2 separate regions of the Homo sapiens genome follow, and region 1 is linked to region 2. A link is a contact called in ENCODE Hi-C or POLR2A ChIA-PET data. All regions are on one chromosome and are shown on one strand. The core of a region is the stretch at or near the end of the contact, and the rest is flanking DNA. Distances in the headings are between cores, read along the strand shown.

Region 1 (7,757 bases), core at 2,991-5,490, 770 kb after region 2:
CAGTGGCTCACACCTGTAATCCCAGCACTTTGGGAGGCCGAGGCAGGTGGATCACGATGTCAAGAGATTGAGACCATCCTGGCAAACATGGTGAAACCCCGTCTCTACTAAAAATACAAAAATTAGCTGGACGTGGTGGTGCACAACCTCTCAGGCTCAAGTGATCCTCCTGCCTCAGCCTCCTGTGTAGCTGGGACTACAGGTGCACACCACCATGCCTGCCACTGCACTCTAGCCTGGGCTACAGAGTGAAACCCTGTCTAAAAAAAAAAAAAAAGAAAAAGAAAAAAGAAAAGACAAATTACCTGAAAGAGCAATAAGGTGACGTGTGAAAATCGAGGTATCCCTGTATTTAACAAGCCCCCAGAAAATCAGATTTCACTTAGTGTAAGAACCATTACCAATGGCTGGGCTCAGTGGCTCACACCTATAATGCCAGCAGTTTAGGAGGCCAAGGCAAGCAGATCACCTGAGCCCAGGGGTTCGAGACCAGCCTGGCCAACATGGCAAAGCCCCATCTCTACTAAAAATACAAAAATTAGTCAAGCGCCAGGCGTGGTGGCTCATGCCTATAATCCCAGCACTTTGGTAGGCCGTGGTGGGTGGATCACGAGGTCATAAGTTCAAGACCAGTCTGATCAACATGGTGAAACCCCGTCTCTACTAAAAATACAAAAATTAGCCGGGCCTGGTGGCACCACCTGTAGTCCCAGCTACTTAGGAAGCTGAGGCAGGAGAATCGCTTGAACCCGGGAGGTGGAGGTTGCAGTGAGCCGAGATCACACCACTGCACTCCAGCCTGGACGACAGAGCGAGACTCTGTCTCAAAAAAAAAAGAAGAACCGCTACCCTGGGAAAGAGGGGGGCTATGGACAGGCACAGCTCCCCAGCAGGCCAGCAAATCTTTACCGTATGTGTATATTTTTCTAGGTAGAAATATCAGAGCTTTCATCATATTCTCAGAGTTCCCATATACCCCTGAAAGAGTATGAACAACCCACTGCAAGACTTACAAAGGCTTCCGAAGATTACAAAGACTTTAAAAGATGAAAAACTACAGGCCGGGTGCGGTGGCTCATGCCCGTAATCCCAGCACTTTGGGAGGCCAAGGCGGGTGGATCACGAGGTCAGGAGATCGAGACCACGGTGAAACCCCGTCTCTACTAAAAATACAAAAAAATTAGCCGGGCGTGGTGGCGGGCGCCTGTAGTCCCAGCTACTCCGGAGGCTGAGGCAGGAGAATGGCATGAACCCGGGAGGCGGAGCTTGCAGTGAGCCGAGACTGCGCCACTGCACTCCAGCCTGGGTGACAGAGTAAAACTCCGTCTCAAAAAAAAAGAAAAAAAAAAGATTCTATACAAGAATGAATTATGATTCCTATTAACAATCTGTTTCCCGAATAAACTTGTTTGCTTGTTCCTATCTTAACTACCCTGTACTAGGAGTGCCCAGCACAGGACTGACCACAGGGGTCAGAGAACAGAAAAATATGCCTGGCAGAAATAATGCAGACTTCCTGGTCTGTGTGACCCCGGGCAAGTTACTTAATCGCTCTGTGTCAGCCTGCTCATCTGTAAAAATAACAATTACTACCCTCATAGGATTCCTATATATTCTGTGTGGGACATGAAAAAGTGCTCAGTAACATTTAAATGCCAGTAACAGACTAGGCGTGGTGGCTCACGCCTGTAATCCCAGCACTTTGGGAGGCCGAGGTGGGCGGATCATGAGGTCAGGAGATAGAGACCATCCTGGCTAACACAGTGAAACCCCGTCTCTACTAAAAACACAAAAAATTAGCCGGGCGCGGTGGTGGGCGCCTGTAGTCCCAGCTACTCAGGAGGCCGAGGCAGGAGAATGGCATGAACCCAGGAGGCAGAGCTTGCAGTGAACCGAGATCGCGCCATTGCACTCCAGCCTGGGCAAAAGAGAGAGACTCCGTCTCAAAAAAAAAAAAGAAAAAAACCATGAGGAGCTACTACTTCACATCCCCTAGCATGGCTATAATCAAAAATACACGTAACAAGTGTCAGTGAGGAAGTGAACAGATTGAAGCCCACAGTGGCTCACACCTGTAATCCCAGCACTGTGGGAGGCCAGGATGGGAGGACTGTTTGAACCCATGAGTTCGAGACCAGCCTGGGCAACATAGGGAGACTCCATCTCTACAAAAAATGAAAAAATTAGCTGGGTCTGATGGCACACACCTGTAGTCCCAGTTACTCGGGAGGCTGAGGTGGGAGGATTGCTTGAGCCCAGGAGTTTGAGGCTGCAGTGAGCTATGATCGTGCCACTGGACTCCAGCCCGGATGATAGGGCAAGACCCTATCTCTAAAAAAAATAAAGAAATTGGAACCCTCATATGTTGTTGGGGGAATTGTAAAATTATGTAGTCCTCAATGTGGAAAACAGTTGGTTCCTCAAAAGGTTAGACATAGAGTTACCATGTGATCCAGGGATTCCACTCCCATGTGGCCCAAGAGAAATGCAAATGTATGCAAATGTTCGTAATAGTTTTGTTTTGTTTTGAGACAGGCTCTCACTCTGTTGCCCAGGCTGAGTGCAGTGGTGTTATCATGGCTCACTACAGCCTCGACCTCCCGGGGTCACGCGATCCTCCCACCTCAGCTTCCTGGGTAGCTGGGACTACAGACACACATTGCCATGCCTAGCTAACTTTTTGTAGAAACAAGGTCTCACTGTGTTGCCCAGGCTGTTCTCAGATTCCTGGGGTTCTAGAGATCCGCAGCCTCAGCCTCCCAAAATGCTGAGATTACAATCCCACATCATCATACCTGGCCCCATAATATTTATTACTCCTAGTAGACTAAAACGGAAAACAATGTAACTATCCATTAATTAGTGAATGGATTACAAACTATGGTCCATCCATACAGTGTAATACAGTTCAGCAATTTAAAAAACAAATACTAATATAACAGCACGCAGGAATCTCAAATACATCACGCTAAGGGAAAGTAGCCAAGCCGGGCGCAGTGGCTCACGCCTGTAATCCCAGCACTTTGGGAGGCTAAGGCGGGCGGATCACGAGGTCAGGAGATCGAGACCAGCCTGACACACATGGTAAAACCCCGTCTCTACTAACAATACAAAAATTAGCGGGGCGTGGTGTCATGCGCCTGTAATCCCAAATACTCAGGACGCTGAGACAGGAGAATTGCTTGAACCTGGGAGGCGGAGTTCGCAGTGAGCCGAGATCGCACCATTGCACTTCAGCCTAAGTAACAGAGCGAGAATCTGTCTCAAAAAAAAAAAAAAAAGGAAAGAAAAAAGAAAGTAGCCAGACACTAAACTCCACACACCCTATCATTTCATTTGTAAGAACTGTCAAGAAAAGGCAAACCAATAAACTCAGAAAGCAGATCGGGCCGGTGCTGTGACTCACGCCTATAATCCCAGCACTTTGGGAGGCCAAGGCTGGCAGATTACGTGAGGTCAGGAGTTCGAGACCAGCGTGGCAAACATGGTGAAACCCCATCTCTACTAAAAATACAAAAAATTAGCCGGAGTGCAGTGGCATGATCACAGCTCACAGCAGCCCTTGACCTCCTGGACACAAGCAATCCTCCCTCCTGCCTCAACATCCTGAGTAGCTGGGACTACAGGCGCGTGCCACTACACCTGGCTAATTTTTTATTTTTATCTTTTTTAGAGATGGGGTCTCGCCAGGTTGCCCAGGCTGGTCTGGATCTCCTGGCCTCAAGTGATCCTCCCGCCTCTGCCTCCCAAAGTGCTGGGATTCCAGGCGTGAATCACCGCGCCCGGCCTGACGCAAAGTTCTAAAGCTGGATGAGCTGGATGGTGGCGACGGCTTCACAACTTTGTAGATTTACTAAAAATAACGGAGTCGTCAGCTTAAAAGTGGCGAACACTATGGTATGTAAATGAAGGCTCAATAAAGTTGTTACAAATCAACAAACCAAAACTTGAAAACCCTGGCGCCCCTGAGACCATCCTGCTCTTCTCCCCAGCTATGAAGCGACCCGCGCAGGACCATGCTCCAATAGACCCCAGACAGGGAAACTGAGGCGCGGGACCATCCTGCAGCGGCCCAACCAGCTCAGCCCCGGAGAAGGCCCCATTTCCCCGTATCCCCCTCGCGAGCCCGGACGCCCAGCTAGGTCACCTCCCCACCAGCCCTGCCGACCTCTTCCCACGCCGTCCATTCGCAGAGGCAGCCGCCACATTCACGCCTGAAGGAGCGGTTGCCCTGGGCAACAGAGCCAGAGCAGAAGAGACTACATCTCCCGGGAAGCACCGCGCCCCGCAGACCAATGGCGCCCCGAATCACAATCGCGGGGTGTCATGGGAGCGGTAGTTCCGGGGCGGGCCCAACGTGCCCCGCGCCGCAGCGACCAATGGGACCCTCAGGTCATAATCGCGAGTTGTGACGGGAGTTGTAGTTTCGGGACGCGCCTGAAGAGCCGCAGAGAGAGCTGGGAGCTAAGGGGTGGCGGCGACCGGAAGCGCAGTGCACACCCCCATGGCCCGGGCTTTGGTCCAGCTCTGGGCCATATGCATGCTGCGAGTGGCGCTGGCTACCGTCTATTTCCAAGAGGAATTTCTAGACGGAGGTGAAGGGGCCACGCCCGTGGTGGCGGAGGTGTAAGCTCCCCCATCTCCGCCCCCTAAGGCTGGCCAGAGTCGCCACGGGGTCCACGGCAGCGAACCCTCGAATCCTCGAGGGTCCCCTTCACCCTTCCCTTAGCCCAAATTAACCATTATCACCTCTAACCGGTGTTATTTCCCCTTCCCCACAGAGCATTGGAGAAACCGATGGTTGCAGTCCACCAATGACTCCCGATTTGGGCATTTTAGACTTTCGTCGGGCAAGTTTTATGGTCATAAAGAGAAAGATAAAGGTTAGTGTAGAATCAGGACCAAATTGAGCCTAATGTTACATTTCCATAGCAACCTCTCTAGGTAGTTGTGGCACAGCCAAAACGCTTTTATTCCCGTTTTACAGATGAAGACATTAAGGCAAAGGTAGAACTTAAGGGGCTCCTTTCCTTGTTTTTTTGTTTCTTCTCTCCTTTTTTTTTTTTTTTTTTTTTGAGACGGAGCCTTGCTCTGTTGCCCAGGCTGGAGTGCAGTGGCGCGATTTCGGCTCACTGCAACTTCCACCTCCCGGGTTCAAGCAATTCTCCTGCCTCAGCCTCCCGAGTAGCTGAGACTACAGGCGCGCGCCACCATGACCGGCTAATTTTTGTACTTTTAGTAGAGACAGGGTCCACGTTGGCCAGGCTGGTCTCGAACTCCTGACCTCATGATCCACCCACCTTGGCCTCCCAAAGTGCTGGGATTACAGGCATGAGCCACAACATCCAGCCTCCTCTCTCCTTTCTTTATTGCCAAAGATTCCTTTTTTTTTTTTTTTTTTTTTTTGGTAGTAGGAGTCTCGCTCTGTCGCCTAGGCTAGAGTGCAGTGGCACGATCTTGGCTCACTCAAACCTCCGTCTCCCGGGTTCAAGTGATTCTCTTGCTTCAGGCTTCTGAGGAGCTGCGATTACAAGCGTGCGCCACCATGCCCTGCTAATTTTTTTAGAGACAGAGTTTCACCACATTGCCCAGGCTGGACTCAAACTCCTGGCCTTAAGTAATCCACCTGCCTCGGCCTCCTAAAGTGCTGGGATTATAGGCGTGAGCCATGGTGCTTGGCCTATTATCATTATTATTACTTTTATTGGTATTAGGTCCCCTGAAGTCCAAGGAGACATATTCAGCTTATTTGGTATAATAAAATCATACTTGAAGCACTGTCAAATATGCAATGGTATTTAACCTTCTTTGGATTATATTTATATGAATGTGTTATTAGTAGGCATTACCAAAATTGCCCCTCTTAATAGACACTAGTCAAGTGCATTTGAGGATCAAGGGCCATGCCCCTCAGAAGGAAAAGGTTAGTGGGTACTTTTTCTCATTTTAATTTTCGTATTAAAAAGAAAAATAGGCCAGGCGCGGTGGCTCATGCCTGTAATCCCAGCACTTTGGGAGGCCTTAGGCGAGCGGATCATGAGGTCAGGAGTTCAAAACCAGTCTGGCCAATACGGTGACACCCTGTCTCTACTAAAAATACAAAAATTAGCTGGGTGTGGTGGCTCATGCCTGTAGTCCCAGCTACTCGGGAGGCTGAGGCAGAAGAATCACTTGAACCCGGGAGGCAGAGGTTGCAGTGAGCAGAGATCATGCCCCTGCACTCCAGCCTCAGTGACAGAGTGAGACTCCATCTCAAAAAAAAAGAAAAATATGGTCAGGCACGGTGGCTCACGCCTGTAATCCCAGCATGTTGGGAGGCCAAGGCAGGCGGATTACTTGAAGTCAGGAGTTTGAGACCAGCCTGGTCACCATGGTGAAACCCTGTCTCCACAAAAATACAAAAAAGTTAGCCAAGTGTGGTGGCGCACAACTATAATCCCAGCTAATTGGGAGGCTGAGGCAGAAGAATCGTTTGTACCCAGGAGGCAGAGGTTGCAGTGAACTGAGATTGTACCACTGCACTCCAGCCTGGGTGACAGAATGAGACTCCATTTCAAAAAATAAAAGAAAAAAATACAGAGATAAACATTACATCTTGTCGCCTGCACATTCTTCAGGGTACAACACAATGAGCTTTTACTTTTGTACAGGCAGGTCAAGATAAGGCAAGCGAATCACTTGAGGTTGAGACCAGCCCGGCCAACATGGCGAAACTCCGTCTCTATTAAAAATACAAAAATTAGCTGGGCATGGTGGCACACATCTATAATCTCACCTACTTCAGAGGCTGAGGCAGGAGAATCACTTGAACCCAGGAGGCGGAGGTTGCAGGGAGCCAAGATCATGCCACTGCACTCCAGCCTGGATAACCGAGCAAGACTCTGTCTCAAGAAAAAAAATATATATATATACAAATATTAGCCGAGCATGGTGGCATAGGCCTGTAGTCCCAGCTACTTGAGAGATTGAGGCAGGAGAATCACATGAACCCGAGAGGCGGAGGTTGCAGTGAGTCGAGATCGTGCCACTACACTCCAGCCTGGGCAACAGAGCAAGACTCTGTCTCAAAAAAAAAAAAAAAAAAAAAAAAATTCTAGCTTCAAGAGAGCTAATTCAAGCTCAAAGTTTAAGGACAACTGTGTGGAAAACACAGATCCCAAAGAATAGAAGTCAGTGTTCTGAAGTGTAGAAGTTTGGGATCATTTGTATAGACAAAGTTTAGAGAAGCTTAACAGAATTTCAGCATCTTTCTAGGCAAGGCTTGATAGATAATGACCATGATCCCATTAGTCAAGGTGGTCTTTTTCTTTTGAGAAGGTATATTTAACATTTCACCCTGAAGATGTAACAGTCACGGCATCTTTTGTGCCATCTGGTCTGAGTTAGGTACAGGTCAGTCCTGGAGGCAGTTAATCTGTAACTAAGGTCAGTGGTCACAAATAGAGGAGGCCTGGTCTCTGGTTTGTCCTAGTCATTTGCCAAACAAGAACAATGAGGAAGAAGGTTTATCTATGATTTAAGAAGCAGAGGTTACACCTGCATGCTGCATGACTCAGATCACACAACTTGCTCAAGGTTTTTATTTATTTTATGTATTTATTTGAGAGAGAGTTTCACCCTTGTTACCCAGGCTGGAGTGCAATGGCGTGATCTCTGCTCACCACAACCTCCGCCTCCCAGGTTCAAATGATTCTCCTGCTTCCAGCCTCCCAAGTAGCTAAGATTACAGGCATGTGCCACCACACCTGGCTAATTTT
Region 2 (7,423 bases), core at 1-2,500:
CTTTGGGAGGCCGAGGCAGGTGGATCACCTGAGGTTGGAAGTTCGAGACCAGCCTGACCAACATGGAGAAACCCCGTCTCAACTAAAAATACAAAATTAGCCGGGCGTGGTGGCGCATGCGGATAATCCCAGCTACTCGGGAGGCTGAGGCAGGAGAATCGCTTGAACCCGGGAGGGGAGGCTGCGGTGAGCCGAGATCCCGCCACTGCACTCCATCCTGGGCAAAAAGAGCGAAACTCCGTCTCAAAAAAAAAAAAAAAAAAAAGATTGGTTACTAAGAAGGAAGAGGGGCGATGAGCCGCTTACTGATGATGAGTCACTCCTCTTAGGGAGTCACTTTCCTCAGCTGCAGAATGGCTGCCTTTTACACCTCTCAGCCGAGCAGCCACTCCGACATAAGATAACAGTCCCCCCTCTTTTTTCCTCTTTTTTTTTTTAACGTAGTGCTAGCCCCATGCCCCTACTCGGCCAGTGAGCACATCCCAGCTCTCTGGCCACTGAAAATGGCTCAGGGATGGGCACATGACCCAAATCAGGCCATTGAGTGGCAGCTCTGCAACTTCTAGCAGTGTCATCAAGGAAAAGAGACTCTCATTAGAGTTGCAGAGCTGGTAGAATAAAGTTGAGAGCTGTGAGGGGCCCCTTTTGCCTCGGTAAAAAGCGAAATGGTCTCCACCGAGAAAACTGCAGATCGAATTCTGACCACCTGGACCCAGCTCCTGTTAGACCCAATCTATAAGCCACCAACTTCCTTTTCTTCCTTAAGCCAGATTGAGTAGGGTTTTCTGTTACCTAAAACTGAAAATGTCTTGGTGAATAAGGGAATAATAACCTCTAGGACACCCTCGTCCCTAGCGGGTGTCTGCATGAGGGAGAAGCAAAATATTAGTACTGTGGTTCCCCTTGGAGAGAAACAGGACGCGAATGGAGCAGTTTGTCTATCTGGGAAATAGGCACGGGCTTCCCAAGATGGTCTTTGAGCGCCTTGCAGTCCCCACACCTCTAAGAAAAACAAGGCTTTAGCGGCAGCAAGAAGGATGGAGGCTACACTGCAGGAGAAACCAGAAATAAAGGCGGAAGCCCCAGGAAAGGCGAGGAGCTGGATCTCTTGGGGCAAAGGGAGCTGGGCCCCTAGGAACGGGCCCCACACGCTTTCACCACCCACCTTCGGCTCACCGTAGCCTGAACCTCCTTCTAAATCAGCCGCCGACTCACTAGGAAGCCGCCATCTTTACAGCCGGAAGTTGTACGGCGCAGCCCCGACGCCTCCTGGGAAATGTAGTTCAGCGGGCTGCAGAACAAGCAGAGACAGAAACTGGTTGAGGCTAGAAAGAACTTGGAAACTGATAGGCTGAAACTGGGTTGGGGGTGGGGTTTGGAGTGAGAGCTGCCTGGAGCTGGGTGCGGCGGGACCTGGAATGTGATTGGCTACACTGGAGCAAAGTATGAAATGTGATTGGATTAAAAAAATTAGTGAATTTTTGTTTTTGGCCGAATCAGACTACAATAGTCAGTGCTTCTACCGTGATAGGCTGAAACGTGGAATAGAGGTGGAGCTTGCAATGTGATAGGCTAAGAGGGACGGAGAAGGCCGATTTAGGGAAAGAGGAGGAGCTGATTGGTGATTGGTGGAGCTGGCCTGAGCCTCCATGTGGGGCAGGTATTCCCATGTGGGTGTGGCCTGAGCATCCAGGGCCCTTCCCAATTACTTAATTCTTGTTCCTTATTTTACATATATTTGCATGAATCAAAAAATACTTACTCTGGTCTTATTGGGTCACTGTAGGTGGAGCGAAGCTAAGTCGGGCCTATTTCAAGCCTACCTCTTTTTTCATGGCTTTTTTTTTTCTTATTTTTAGAGACAGGGTATCGCTCTGTCGCCCAAACTAGACTGCAGTCACGCGATCATGGCTAGTCACTACAGCCAAGCGATCGCTCAAGTAGCTGGGACTACAGGCGAGGACCACCGCATCAGACTACCCTAGGCTTCCTTCCTTTTTTTTTTATTTTTATTTTTTAGATGGAGTCTCACTCTGTCGCCCAGGCTGCCGTTGTCTTCTTAGTGCACACTTCCCCCTTAGCCCCAGAAGTATTTATTTATTTATTTTTATTTTTTTGAGACAAGAGTCTTGCTCTGTCGCCCAGGCTGGAGTGCAGTGGCTCAATCTCGGCTCACTGCAACCTCCACCTCCAGGGATCGAGCAATTCTCCTGCCTCAGCCTCCCAAGTAGCTGGGATTACAGGCATGCACCACCAGGCCCGGCTGAGATATATATAGTATTTTTAGTAGAGCTGGGTTTTTGTTGTGTTTTTTTTTTTCGTTTTTGTTTTTGTTTTTTTGAGATGGAGTCTCGCTGTGTCACCTAGAGCGGCTCTTTGAAGGCTCTAAGCCTTTGCCCAGGAAGTTCCTTCTGCCTGGAATGCTGTTCCTCCTGTTGCTTTTCTGGCAAGTTCTTTATGCTTCAAAGCTCACCTTACACAGCCCCTCCGGCTATTCTCGAATTAGAGCCTGGCCAATGTGGCCGGCTTCTTTGACCCTCAAAAAAAAAAAAACAACTGAGGAGTTGGGGGCAGTGGCTCACACCTATAATCCCAGCATTTTGGGAGGCTGAGGTGGGTGGATCACGAGGTCAGGAGTTAGAGATCAGCCTGGCCAATATGGTGAAACCCCGTCTCTACTAAAAATACAAAAAATTAGCTGGGTGTGGTGGCGCGCACCTATAATCACAGCTACTCAGAAGGCTGAGGCAGAAGAATTGCTTGAACCCAGGAGGTGGAGGTTGCAGTGAGCCGAGATCGCACCACTGCACTCCAGCCTGCGTGGCAGAACAAGATTCCATCTAATAAAATAAAATAAATAAATAAACTGAGGCTTCAAGTGGCTCTTAAATGTTTCTGGGGCTGGTGGGGTCGGTGGCTCATGCCTGTAATCCCAACACTTTGGGAGGCTGAGGTGAGTGGATCACCTGAGGTCAGGAGTTTAAGACCAGCCTCGCCAACATGGGAAAAACCCATCCCTAGCCGGGTGCGGTGGCTCACGCCTGTAATCCCAGCACTTTGGGAGGCCGAGGCTGGCAGATCACTTGAGGTCAGGAGTTCGAGACCAGCCTGGTCAGCATGGTGAAACCCTGTCTCTACTAAAAATACAAAAATTAGCTGGGCATTGTGGTGGGCACTTGTAATCCCAGCTACTCGGGAGGCTGAGGCAGGAGAATTTCTTGAACCCAGGAGGTGGAGGTTGCAATGAGCCAAGGTTGCGCCACTGCACTCTAGCCTAGGCGACAGAGCAAGACTCCATCTCAAAAAAAAGAGAACTGTCAGCCCACAATGAAGAGACAGGCAGAGAAGAAAAGTTCACAGGGGAGCCAAATAAAAACCATCAGCTCACGGGAACATTCTAGCTCTTTTTTTTTCTTTCTTTTTGAGACAGGGTCTTGCCTTATTACCCAGAATGGAGTGCAGTGACGTGACCACGGCTCACTGCAGCCTCAACTTCCAGGTGTTAAGCAATCCTCCCACCTCAGCCTCCTGAGTAGCTGGGACTACAAGCGTACGCCACTACTCCTGGCTAATTTTTATATTTTTTGTAAAGACGGGGGTCTCGCCATGTTGCCCAGGCTTGTCTTAAACTCTTGGACTCAAGCGATCTGTCTTCCTCAGCTTCCCAGAGTGCTGGGATTACAGGTGTGAGCCATGGTGCTCGGCCCATTCTAGCTCTTGAGAAATAAAATCCAAGAGTCAGAGCTAGAAGGGCCATGAGTTTGGAGGCTGAGAAGAGGAGGGGCTGAAACCTTGGGAGTCAGGTATGTGTGCCCCGCTAGGGCTGCAGGAAGCCGCTGTCCCCGAGAAGGAAACAACACAATAACAAGTCACGTGACCAGGGGAGGGGGTTTCCTGTTTCCCAGCCCCTCCCAGGCCAGGCTTGGCCAGCCCAGGCCTGAACAGGCAGTGGTCAGAGTGACCCCAACAGAGTGTCCCGGGACTCAGGCCTCTGATCAAGTTACCCCCAGAGGATCAGAGAGGTAGAGAGAGCTGAACCTCTCATTTAGGAGGGCCGGGGAGGAGAGGGAATTCTTGAGATCGCATTCCCAGGCTCAAATAGAGGAGGAAAGTGGACAAAGACGTAGTGAAGGTAAAGAAGGCAGAGAAGAAGGGGGAGATCAGGACAACCTTCTTAGGTAGTGAGCTCCCTGTCCAGGGAGGCATTCAAATCTGCCCAATCAACATTGATAACAAAATCCCTTCCTGAGGGGTAGTCAGTGCCCCATTTCACAGCAGAGGAAATTGAGGTTGTCCTTTGTCCAGGACAACAAAGGCAAGAGCTCATGGCAGGCTGTGGTTTTAGGGGTTGACGAAGGAGAAGCATTCAGAGGGCACTGGCTTCTGGACAGCAATGAGTGCCCGGGCCACGCGGCCCCGAAGCCGGCGAGGGAGGCATGCTCCACCCGTAAGTGTCACCCTCTCCCCTCCACACCCAGATCCTGGGGACCCCAAGGTCCTGTCCTGCCTGGCTCAGAGCAGGGCCCCGGGGGTCATTTGCAGGGTGAACTGGATCCCGTGGCTGAGAGTTCAGAGGAGGTCGAGGCAGCCAGTGGGAGCTCCAAGCCCAGCTTTGCCCCACCTCCGGTGAGCTCCGGGCTGGAGCAGCTGGGCCCCATGGAGGAGGTCAGTGGCCAAGGCCTAGGAAGCAGGTAAGACCCGCTTGGTCTGTGCCCTTCACTCCAGTCCAGACGCATCTTTGCCATCCACAGATCTGCTGATGTGCCTGCTCTGCTCACACACCTACCATAGCTCCCTATTGCCTTCAGCCTGACTTTCTTTTTTTTTTGAGTCTTGCTGTGTCACCCAGGCTGTAGTGCAGTGCAGTGGCACAATCTCGGCTCACAGCAACCCCTGCCTCCCGGTTCAAGCGGGAGCCTCAGCTTCCTGAGTAGTTGGGATTACAGGTGTGCGCCACCACATCCGGCTAAGTTTTGCATTTTTAGTGAGACAGGCCACATTAGCCAGGCTGGTCTTGAACTCCTGCCCTTAAGTGATCCCCCAACTTTGGCCTCCAAAAGTGCTGGGATTACAAGTGTAAGCCGCCGCCCCAGAAGACCCTATTTCCAGAAACTTCTGTCTCTCACCTTCAGGCCTTTCCCAGTGCCCGTCACAGTCCAACTTCACTCTGTTTCTCAGCTCCAGGTCTCCCCTCCAACTTCTTCACCACCTCTATCTAGCCTCTTCCTTGAATTCACAGCCTCCCAGTCTCACCCTGGGATGCCAGTCCCAGAACACGCAGCTCTTGCCAACTCCCTGCTCCGCTCACACCTCCCCAAGACCATGAAGTTTAAGCCCTCAGAATTCCCTGCCCAGGGCCGAGCATGGTGGCTCATGCCTATAATCCCAGCACTTTGGGAGGCCGAGTTGGGCGGATCACCTGAGGTCAGGAGTTTGACACCAGCCTAGCCAACATGGTGAAACCCTGTCTCTACTAAAAATACAAAAATTAGCCAGGCGTGGTGGTGGGAGCCTGTAATCCCAGCTACTTGGGGGACCGAGGCAGGAGAATCACTTGAACCCAGGAGGTGGAGGTTGCAGTGAGCCGAGATCGCGCCACTGCACTCCAGGCTGGGCAACAGAGTGAGACTCCGTCTCAAAAAATAAAAAAGAATTCCTTGCCCAGCATGGAGTGACTCAAGTGCCTGAGTTGGTGTCCACAGGACTGACAAGAAGATGGATGGGGGCTCTGGCAGGGAACTGGCCTCAGCCCCCGAAGTGCCCCACAAACCTGCAGTGGAAGCCCACCAAGCCCCAGAAGCAGCCCTACAGTACAAGGAGACTGTGCCCCCTGGGAATGGGGCCCCCGATGTGTTTCAGACCCTCCAGCACACTCTGAGCTCCCTGGAGGCAGCGGCTGCAGCCTGGCGCCACCAGCCCCCCAGCCATTCTGGGCCGATGGAGTTCGAAGGCACAAGCGAAGGGGGAGCAGGTTCCCTTGGGAAGCAGGAAGGGGCAGGGAGCTGCCAGCGAGAGGCAGCTCGCCTGGCCGAGAGGAATGCCTGGCTCCGGCTGGCCCTGAGTAGCCGAGAGGATGAGCTGGTCCGCACGCAGGCCTCCCTGGAGGCCATCCGAGCTGAGAAGGAGACGCTGCAGAAAGAGGTGAGTGGGGCCATCCTGAGTCCCATGTGGCTCTCTGTCTGAGGGAGGAGGTGGGCCTGATGTAGGCAATATTCATTCATTTGTTCATTCAAAAAACCTTTTAAGGCTGGGTGTGGTGGCTGACACCTATAATCCCAGCACTTTGGGAGGTGGAGGCAGGAGGATCCTTTGAGGCCAGGAGTTCAAGACCAGCCTCAGCAACACAGCAAGACTGCCACCTCTGCAAAAAAATTAAAAATCAGCCAGGTTGGCCAGGCACAGTGGCTCACACCTGTAATCCCAGCACTTTGGGAGGCTGAGGTGGGTGGATCACAAAGTCAGGAGTTCAAGGCCAGCTTGGCCAACATGGTCAAACCCCATCTCTACTAAAAATACAAAAAAAAATTAGCCGGGTGCGGTGGCATAGGCCTGTAATCCCAGCTACTCAGGAGGCTGAAGCAGGAGAATCACTTGAACCCGGGTGATGGAGATGGCAGTCAGCTGAGATCGTGCCAATGCACTCCAACCTGGGGGACAGAGTGAGACTCTGTCTCAAAAAAAAAAAAAAAAAAATCAGCCAGGTTGGCTGGGTGCAGTGGCTCATGCCTGTAATCTACACCAGCACTTTGGGAGGCCGAGGTGGGTGGCTCCCTTGAGGCCAGGAGTTAGAGACCAGCCTGGCCAACATGGTGAAACCTTGTCTTTACTAAAAATACAAAAATTAGCCAGGTGTGGTGGCACGTGCCTGCAATCCCAGCTACTCTGGAGGCTGAGGCAGGAGAATTGCTTGACACAATTCTGCAGCTACCAGGGAGGCTAAGGCACGAGAATCGCCTGATCCCAGGAGGTGGAGGTTGCAGTGAGCCGAGATTTCACCACTGCACTCCAGCCTGGGTGACGGAGTGAGACTCTGTCTCAAAAAAAAAAAAAAATAATAATAATGCTGGGCACGGTGGCTCACGCCTGTAATCCCAGCACTTTGGGAGGCCGAGGCACAGATCACGAGGTCAGGAGATCGAGACCATCCTGGCTAACACGGTGAAAACCCGTCTCTACTAAAAATACAAAAAATTAGCCGGCGTGGTGGCGGGTGCCTGTAGTCCCAGCTACTCCGGAGGCTGAGGCAGGAGAATGGCGTGAACCCGGGAGGCGGAGCTTGCAGTGAGCCGAGATCCCGCCATTGCACTCCAGCCTGGGCGACAGAAGAAAACTCTTTCTCAAAAAAAAAAAAAAAAGAAAGAAAGAAAGAAAGAAAAAGAAAGAAAACTGAGGGTGGTGGGAGTAGGCCCTGGAGTGGCAGCAT

What was found. A loop is a pair of places that touch in the nucleus more often than their neighbours do. ChIA-PET counts read pairs that join two places held with the same protein, here RNA polymerase II (POLR2A). Pooled maps may share reads with other maps.
Region 1: a loop to region 2 is called in a map with no recorded cell type, with 25 times the contacts of the local background. The contact joins the promoter of C19orf44 here to the promoter of BABAM1 in region 2. A Hi-C loop is called at or near these places in 2 of 37 single-sample maps with no recorded cell type and 9 of 50 pooled maps. POLR2A ChIA-PET finds 5 or more read pairs at or near these places in 1 of 52 experiments (common myeloid progenitor, CD34-positive).

Annotation. Positions count from the first base shown.
Region 1 is chr19:16,492,877-16,500,633 of GRCh38, reverse strand. C19orf44 (chromosome 19 open reading frame 44) reads right to left here and starts at 4,240. Exons shown (of 9, transcript NM_032207.4): 1 at 4,169-4,240. It overlaps CALR3 (calreticulin 3), which reads left to right and starts at 4,467. Exons shown (of 9, transcript NM_145046.5): 1 at 4,467-4,595; 2 at 4,782-4,883. The coding sequence starts at 4,505. RefSeq lists enhancers at 4,138-4,567, 4,202-4,702, 4,703-5,203.
Region 2 is chr19:17,261,270-17,268,692 of GRCh38, reverse strand. BABAM1 (BRISC and BRCA1 A complex member 1) reads right to left here and starts at 1,250. Exons shown (of 9, transcript NM_014173.4): 1 at 1,166-1,250. USHBP1 (USH1 protein network component harmonin binding protein 1) reads left to right here and starts at 3,948. Exons shown (of 13, transcript NM_031941.4): 1 at 3,948-4,022; 2 at 4,346-4,447; 3 at 4,543-4,691; 4 at 5,703-6,141. The coding sequence starts at 4,394. RefSeq lists enhancers at 762-1,473, 981-1,480, 1,741-2,200, 5,918-6,475, 6,682-7,283.